Regions from separate parts of the Homo sapiens genome. Here all the other regions are linked to region 2. Evidence: chromatin loops called from intact Hi-C (ENCODE). Cell type or tissue: mammary epithelial cell. All regions are shown on one strand.

Region 1 (2,500 bases), 410 kb before region 2:
TAGGTGCTAAAAATGTTGTGTACCTTCCTTTCCTTCCCTTAGAAAGACAGTCTCTTTTATTTATTGATTGTACTTTTGCCACCACAGGGGGAAAAAAATCCCTGTTTCTTATAAAACTTTCTAGGAAATTCATGAATTTAGTGTGGGCCCTCTAATTCTGACAAATACAATATTGATTTTGAGTTTGTTGCTTTAAATTTGCCAAATGAAACGAAAGTTTTACGGTTTTCCTTTTAAGTCACTTCTGATATGTGGAGCAAACAAGTCTGTATTTAATAGTAAGTAGTTTGCTAATTGCAAAGCACTACCAACTTAACACAACTTAAAATGAGAAGCTGAGAGGGGGCCAGAGCATGAAATAAGTAAGTAGGTTAAGAACTGCCACACAGTCCATCATGCTTGCAGAGAAGAATGTGAGACTGTCCGAGGCTACAGTGCTGGTCACCTTAGCCTGTGTAAACTCTCACTTTCTCAGTTATCAGTGGAAGACAGGGGTTAATCCTTATTAGTCTGAACACATCACATTGCAATGATCTGAAAGCTAAAGACATGGCATAAAGGAACTCTGAAGAAACCACCTCCACTGAGACTGCTGATGCTTCGAATGGAATTTGGGCAGATGGAATGCTCATTTAAGGAGCAAATGACATGGACGGGGGGAGTCAAAATGATAAAGGGAGCCTCCTTGCATTTGTTGTATCTTACTTCTGTGTGAGTTCTGGCAAAAAGCAAGCATGACTAGAACCCTAGAAAAACAACCATTAGGTAGATACTAGTTATAGTCAATCAGAGAAAGCCAGTATGTGCGAAGAGAGAAGAGAAGAAAACCACATGGTAAAAATGTAATCAACCAGTGGGATTCTTTTAGTTCATAATTGTAATCATAGATGGCATTCCACTACCTTTGTCTTCCATCTGGACCAAGTATGGCTGTGTCTAGAGGTTCTGTTGTACTATTTCTGTGGTCCTTGAACTCTGATGGCAACCTACCTTGACAAGGCCAAAAACCTACACAACTCTGAGCCTTTCTTGGTAGTGGCATTATCTAAACGTATGCATTTGTACCTTATCAGGCTTAATGAGGGAAAAGAAACGGCTTTTGAAGACACTAATGGGAAATTATTATAAGTCAATGAAGTAAAAATGCAAATAGATTTGTATCTTAAAACAGGAATACTGCTAGAAGCTAAAACTGAGTAAGATCTTGCTCTGTGCCAAGCACATGCTATTTTGCATTAAAAGAGACCCCTGCCTTCTACATAGTATCCTCATTTTACGGGTAGAAATCTTGAGGTTTAGAGACGTAAAGTAAAGTAACTCACCTAAAGTTACATAGCTCATGAGCAATGTGGCAGATGTTTAAGGACACCTCGTCTGATTTCAGCGCCTAAATGAAGAGCCTTTTACAAGGATGATGATTTTTGCAGCAACAAGACAAAGATGTCCAGCAATAGGAAAAAGATTGTAAAGAAATGTTAATCCCTGTAGAGGGCACTGTTCAGATTTAACTCATCCAACATAATTTTCTAACATGATAAAGCAGACCTGCGCCAGCTCCTGACTGTTTCAGATAGGTTTGCCTCTGGGGAAGAAAGTGCAGTGATTCGTGTAACCTACTGTCAGTGTTATTTAAATCTCAGACCTAATCTAGAATTTACTTTAATAATCTTTTATTATTTTCCTGTATATTCTTATGATTTCTCCCTTCTCAATGAATAATGAATTTAGCATAATGAATTCAGTTAGTTCTAGGCTTCTTCATATCTATATTTAATATTCAAAGCACTTTCTTCTCTTTTATTCCTGATTTACCAAAATCTGTGATTGTGCCATGAAAAGATGATAAAGGAGACCATCTCTTGGATCTGGAAAGTGCTGCGTGTTAGTTTATAACTGGGCAAATGTAAGCATAACGTTTGGCCAGGGTTGGGTGCGGTGGCTCACGCCTGTAATCCCAGCACTTTGGGAGGTCAAGATGGGTAGATCTCTTTAGGTCAGGCATTTGAGACCAGCCTGGCCAACATGGTGAAACCCTGTCTCTACTAAAAATACAAAAATTAGCTGGATGTGGTGACAGACACCTGTAATTCCAGCTACTCAGGAGGCTGAGGCAAGAGAATCACTTGAACCTGGGAGGCAGAGGTGGCAGTGAACCGAGAGTGGCACTGCACTCTAACCTGGGCGACAGAGCGAGACCCTGTCTCAAAAATAAATAAATAAATAAAAAATAAAAAAAGTTTGACCAGAGGACTACCTCCATTGTCTTTCTTTTCTACAATCCAGTTTAGATACTTTCTGGACTAACCATAACTTACATGCTTGTCCAGGAGTATTGGCCAGAGTTAGAGTGGTCACATTAATTCTAGGCAAGGGTGAAGATGAAGGAGTAGAGCCATGTTTCCTTGAAGGACAGTGATGATGCTTTTTAGAGCTTATTACGTGTTTGCTATCTCTCCCATCCCAAGCAGTCAGGGGTTTTAACTTTGAAGATAATAATAAC
Region 2 (2,500 bases):
GTGTCACTGTCCAGAATTTTAAGGGCTTACCTACCCTGGTTTTTCCCCTCTCCCCTAGTCCTGTTTTGTCATTGCTACCATGAAAATCTAGCAAAAGTGTAGAAAGTTGTGTCCTTCCAGAACCACGGTTTCTCAGTGCAGGTTTACTGTATTGAGCGCCCACTCCTTTTCTGTTTGTATTCTGCCCAAGGCACAGCAGACATTCACTCCTTTTATTTCCCATGAAATTGTACAACAGGCAGAAGCTTGAAGATACAACACGGATGGAAATTTGAGCCTTGTAACGTTCAAAAATGACACAATTGCCAAGTTTCCTAACTTTTCCTAAGAGTTGATTAAAGATCACAACTTCATATCGCTCCTTTTTCCCTATGCATTTGCCGTCCATCACACACCTGACTGTGAGCTGTTGTAATAGCTAGATGAGGTTTAAAAAAAGAGGGAGTAGGGGCTCAAGGATTGCTGTCCTCTCAGAAATGTTGCCCAAGGCTACCCTAAGGCTCAGCCTACCCCCAGATTCTCTTTCTGACAAGTGGGTGTTTGGTAGGATGGTGTGAAAGTTTCCTTCTATGATAACATCTTTAAGATTTGTTTCCAAATTCCCTTTTTTTTCTTTTTGTAACCTGCTGAGAATATGAGTCTGTAACCTATGTATTTATCTGAAGTCAGCCTGAACAGATAGAAAAACTGAGTTACAAGGTATGGGACTCCCAGTAAATTAGGAACAGATGTGGGTCAAAAACAGATTTCCAAACTCTTTATCAAATGATCCCACTTGGAAACAAGACATGAACAGGCCTAACTACTCTTAAAATGCAAGGTTTGTCTGAGGGCAAACATGCTGGAAAAGATGGTGGCCACCACCCTGCCTCTACTTTTCTTTTCCTTTCATCTTTCTTCCCACCGTCTTTGGTTCCCTGCATAGGCTGTGTAGTGGGTATCAGTCAGCACTTGTCTGCTGGTTGCACAATGCAGATTACTCACTTCTGCCCAAGTAACTCCCTGAAGCCGTACTGTAACAATAGAGCATATAAAAAAGAAACTCAGGTTGATCTTGGCCCCTGTCCAAGGGGATTAGCTAGGGAGCACCTGAAAGGCCTGTGTTGAACACACTCACCTGTAACCCAGTTCCATGGCCTGGATCTCAAGGACAGGGTAATCTCAGTACCTTTTAATGACCTAGTAAATGTGGTATCTTTCTGTCTTTACACTCGACCTGATGGCTCATAGAGTCTCCTCATTATGGAGCTGGAGGAGTACTTTGAGGTCATCTAGGCCCTCACTACTCAAAGTGTGGACCATGGGTCAGCAGCATTGGTATCACCAAGGAGCCTGTTAGAAATGCTGAACCTCAGGTCCATCCCTGGATTTATAGAATCAGAATCTGCGACAGGTTCCCCAGATTTCTCATATGCATTATGACAGGTGGGGTTGTCCCATGATCCAACTCTGAGATGGAGTTTAGCCAGTGGCGTATTTATTAAGGAGTGCCCTTTGGATCAATACCTATGGGAAGGAGGAGGAAGGAACAGGAATAGGTAGGTAGAGCAAGAAGTCAAGCAGCAATACAGGCCCAGTGACAGTCATCACTCACAACACGGGAAGCTACACAGCTAGGTCAGCCTTCTAAGTTGTCTGTGGTGGGCAGGGATGGCCAGGCCTTTCAACTCACTGCAGACAGCACTCCCAGCAGTCAGCAGCAAGTCTGTCATTAGACAGGGATCTGGGTAGCTCATCACAGTGTCCACCACATGCACTGAAGTTGGGAGAAGCTCTATTCTGGGTCACTGGTTCTCAAAATGTGGCTGCATACCAACAGGACCTTCAGCACCCCGGGGACTCATTAGAGATGCACATTCCTGAGCCCCACCCACAGCTACTGAATCAGAAACTAGGGTGGGGCTCAGCAACCTGTGTTTTCACACGTTCTCCAAGTGAGTGCTGCATGCCCAAGTTTCAGAACCACTGCTCCAAGGCAGCCTTTTTTCTGTTTGTTTTGTTTTCTAATTGTTATTGAAATGATTCACAGTCCATCTTAATAATAAAATTCACCACTTTAAAGTGTACAATTCAGTAATTTTGTGGGGTTTTTAGGTTTTTTGTTTTGTTTTGTTTTGTTTTGTTTTTGAGACGAAGTCTTGCTCTGTTGCCCAGGCTGGAGTGCGGTGGTGCCATCTTGGCTTACTGCAACCTCTTATCTCCTGGGTCAAGGGATTCTCTCGCCTCAGCCTCCCGAGTAGCTGGGACTACAGGCGCCCGCCACCACTCCTGGCTAATTTTTGTATTTTTAGTAGAGACGGGGTTTTGCCATGTTGGCCAGACTGGTCTCAAACTCCTGACCTGAAGTGATCTGCCCACCTCAGCCTCCCAAAGTGCTGGGATTACAGGCACGGGCCACCGCGCCCGGCCCAATTCAGTAATTTTTAGTATATTTATAACCTGTTTAGTATATTTGCAACCCTCGCCTTTACTTCCAGAACATTTTCATTATCCCCAAAAG
Region 3 (2,500 bases), 49 kb after region 2:
AGGAGCCCAAACTCAAATCTGTGCCCATTCCACGTTTCCCCTCTACTCCAGGATGGAGAGTTTTTCCTCTCATTCTTATCCACACAGCGAAAAACACTAGACACAGTGAGAAACGCTGGACGGCTCTGGGGGCCGTGGGAGCTGGGATGAGCACTGAACTTCTCTAGGCCTCAGCCCACTTCGCTCTGCAAGCCCTGAATGTGCCTGGACAAGATGACCGGTAAAGGCCATTCCAGCTCTCTGTGCTTTGTAGCCTGAGTCCCTGTGAGGAGTGGTTTGCTTTGAAACACAATATAATCCAGAAAAAACAGCTATCTTAACTTGGCCAGCTCTGCTTTTAAGCAAGAAATAAAGTGATGGTTTCTTGAAAATGATGCTGGCCTTTATAATGCCTTCTCCCTTAATCTCCCCACAAACTGAGACAAGGCATCCTGGGTCACACCCTGGCTCGTCTCCTGTGTGATGTGTTTTCTGGGACTTGCACTTTGGTAACCAGAGGAGACTGCCAACTGGGTATCATACCTGTCTCTCAACCCCTCTTCTGCCCACCACCCTCTCTCAGCCTCCCTATTCCCTGAAGCTAGCATGCCAGGGAGGCAGGTGGCATACGTGGTACAAGGACTGCATGCGCACATTTTGGAATGAAACAGTGGCCTTTCTTTGGAACTCAGACCATCCAGTGTGCTCTGGCTAAAGACAGGATTGTAGATCTAAGAAGTCCATTGTACTGATTAGTTTCATCTCAGTTTAAGCCACTGACCTACCAAGAGTATCCATTCAGGAAATGTCACCCCATGGCCTGATGTAGTGGTAGGAGACTGGAAATAGCTGAGTGATGACGGCATGTACACTCAGCATTGCTTAGCCTTGGGCAGGTACCGAACCTTTCTTTGCCTCGGTTTCTCATTTATAACATGGGAATAATGATAGTACTTACCTCTTCAGGGTTCTGGTGAGGGTTCCATGAACTAAAACACATGAAGAGTCTAGAATTGTTCCTGTGCTGTCCTAGGCCCAGGATGAATGTGAGCTGCTGTGGTTACAGCTAGTGTCATAGTACTCCGCCCCCCTCCACCACCAGACTACCACAGTTTCCTGCATTCTGTGATGCCGTCAGCTCACTGAGTCACCTTCACCAACACCTTTCACGCCTCTGGACTTCAGCTTTCTCATCTGCAGCACGAGGGAGAGGAATGGGCTGAGGCTTGCCATGGTGCTTTCAGGGACAGGCGTGGGAGCATCTGTGGTGAGTTTGCAGTTCTGTGTTGTATATGTCTGCACCAATGAGAGTTTCATGATCTTGAATTTATACATTCATATCATGAAGCACAACCTAGTAGCATGTTTAGATGTAGAAACACGATATAAAAACAAAACAGAATTTGTTTTGGTTTTTGGTTTTTTGTTTTGTTTCGTTTTGTTTTTTGAGACAGTCTCACTTTGTCACCCAGGCTGGAGTGCAGTGGCGTAATCTTGGCTCACTGCGACCTCCGCCTCCCCCTTTCAAGCAATTCTCCTGTCTCAGCCTCCCAAGTAGCTGGGATTGCAGGCATGCACTACCACGCTCAGCTAATTTTTTTTTAAATTTTTGGTAGAGACAGGGCTTCACCATGTTGGCCAAGCTGGTCTCGAACTCCTTACCTCAAATGATCTGCCTGCCTTGGCCTCCTAAAATGCTGAGATTACAGATATGAGCCACCGCGCCCAGCCCTGGAAGGAACCTTTGTTAAGAGTTCATAGTAACAGGGTGCTAAAATGAGTTTATTAAAATAATCCCAGTAGATGAAAGATTAGGAGATCTCTTTTGAGGAAATTAGAGAGTTTAGATCTGTTTTGAAATTAGGGAATGCCTTTTCCTATTGACCTAAGTCTCTGATTATATATGTCAACCTCAGCTTACGGAAAGAAGCTGACATGTCAAAATAAGAAGAATAGGCTGGATATGGTGGCTCATGCCTGTAATCCCAGCACTTTGGAGGCTGAGGCAGGTGGATTGCTTTAGCTCAGAAGTTTGAGACCTTTAGATTAGAAGTTTGAGACCTTTAGATTAGAAGTTTGAGACCAGCCTGGGCAACATCACGAAACCCCATGGAGCATGTCTGTGGTCTCAGCTACTTGGGTGTTTGAGGTGGAAGGATTACTGGACCGCAGGAGGTGGAGGTGGCAATGAGCCAAGATCATGCCCCTGCACTCTGGCCTGGCAGAGTGAGACCCTGTCTCAAAAAAAATAAAAAAGTAAGATGAATAAACAATGGTTAATAGAAACATAAGTGGTGGGACATGGGGGTCAGGATTTAATCTCAGAGTGTCCCAGTGGTGATTTATTTTATTTATTTATTTATTTATTTATTTATTTATTTATTTATTTTTTGAGACGGAGTCTCGCACTGTCACCCGGGCTGGAGTGCAGTAGTGCGATCTTGGCTTGCTGCAGCCTCTGCCTCCTGGGTTCAAACGATTTTCTTGCCTCAGCCTCCCAAGCAGCCAGGATTACAGGTGC

What was found. Peaks named below come from ENCODE experiments on the same cell type or tissue, not always from the same donor. Only the 100,000 strongest peaks of a DNase experiment are listed, where the experiment ranks them.
Region 1: a loop joins it to region 2, with 3 times the contacts of the local background. A loop is called at or near these places in 2 of 110 quality-filtered maps.
Region 3: it touches region 2 in a loop (4-fold over the local background); 2 of 110 quality-filtered maps call a loop at or near these places.

What each region holds. Positions count from the first base shown.
Region 1 is chr7:70,192,204-70,194,703 of GRCh38, forward strand. The region is part of intron 4 of AUTS2 (activator of transcription and developmental regulator AUTS2); the gene reads left to right. Among named protein-coding and RNA genes, the nearest start is that of AUTS2, 590 kb to the left of the region's middle. In mammary epithelial cell, a CTCF peak has its summit at 1,493 (motif pointing right); no DNase peak of the experiment used is centred here.
Region 2 is chr7:70,598,167-70,600,666 of GRCh38, forward strand. The region is part of intron 5 of AUTS2 (activator of transcription and developmental regulator AUTS2); the gene reads left to right. Among named protein-coding and RNA genes, the nearest start is that of GALNT17, 530 kb to the right of the region's middle. In mammary epithelial cell, no CTCF peak of the experiment used is centred here; DNase peaks (open chromatin) are centred at 1,035 and 1,885; H3K4me3 peaks cover 250 bases; H3K27ac peaks cover 858 bases.
Region 3 is chr7:70,647,176-70,649,675 of GRCh38, forward strand. All of the region lies in intron 5 of AUTS2 (activator of transcription and developmental regulator AUTS2), which reads left to right. Among named protein-coding and RNA genes, the nearest start is that of GALNT17, 480 kb to the right of the region's middle. RefSeq lists enhancers at 1-57, 1,281-1,330. In mammary epithelial cell, no CTCF peak of the experiment used is centred here; a DNase peak (open chromatin) is centred at 1,136; H3K27ac peaks cover 1,164 bases.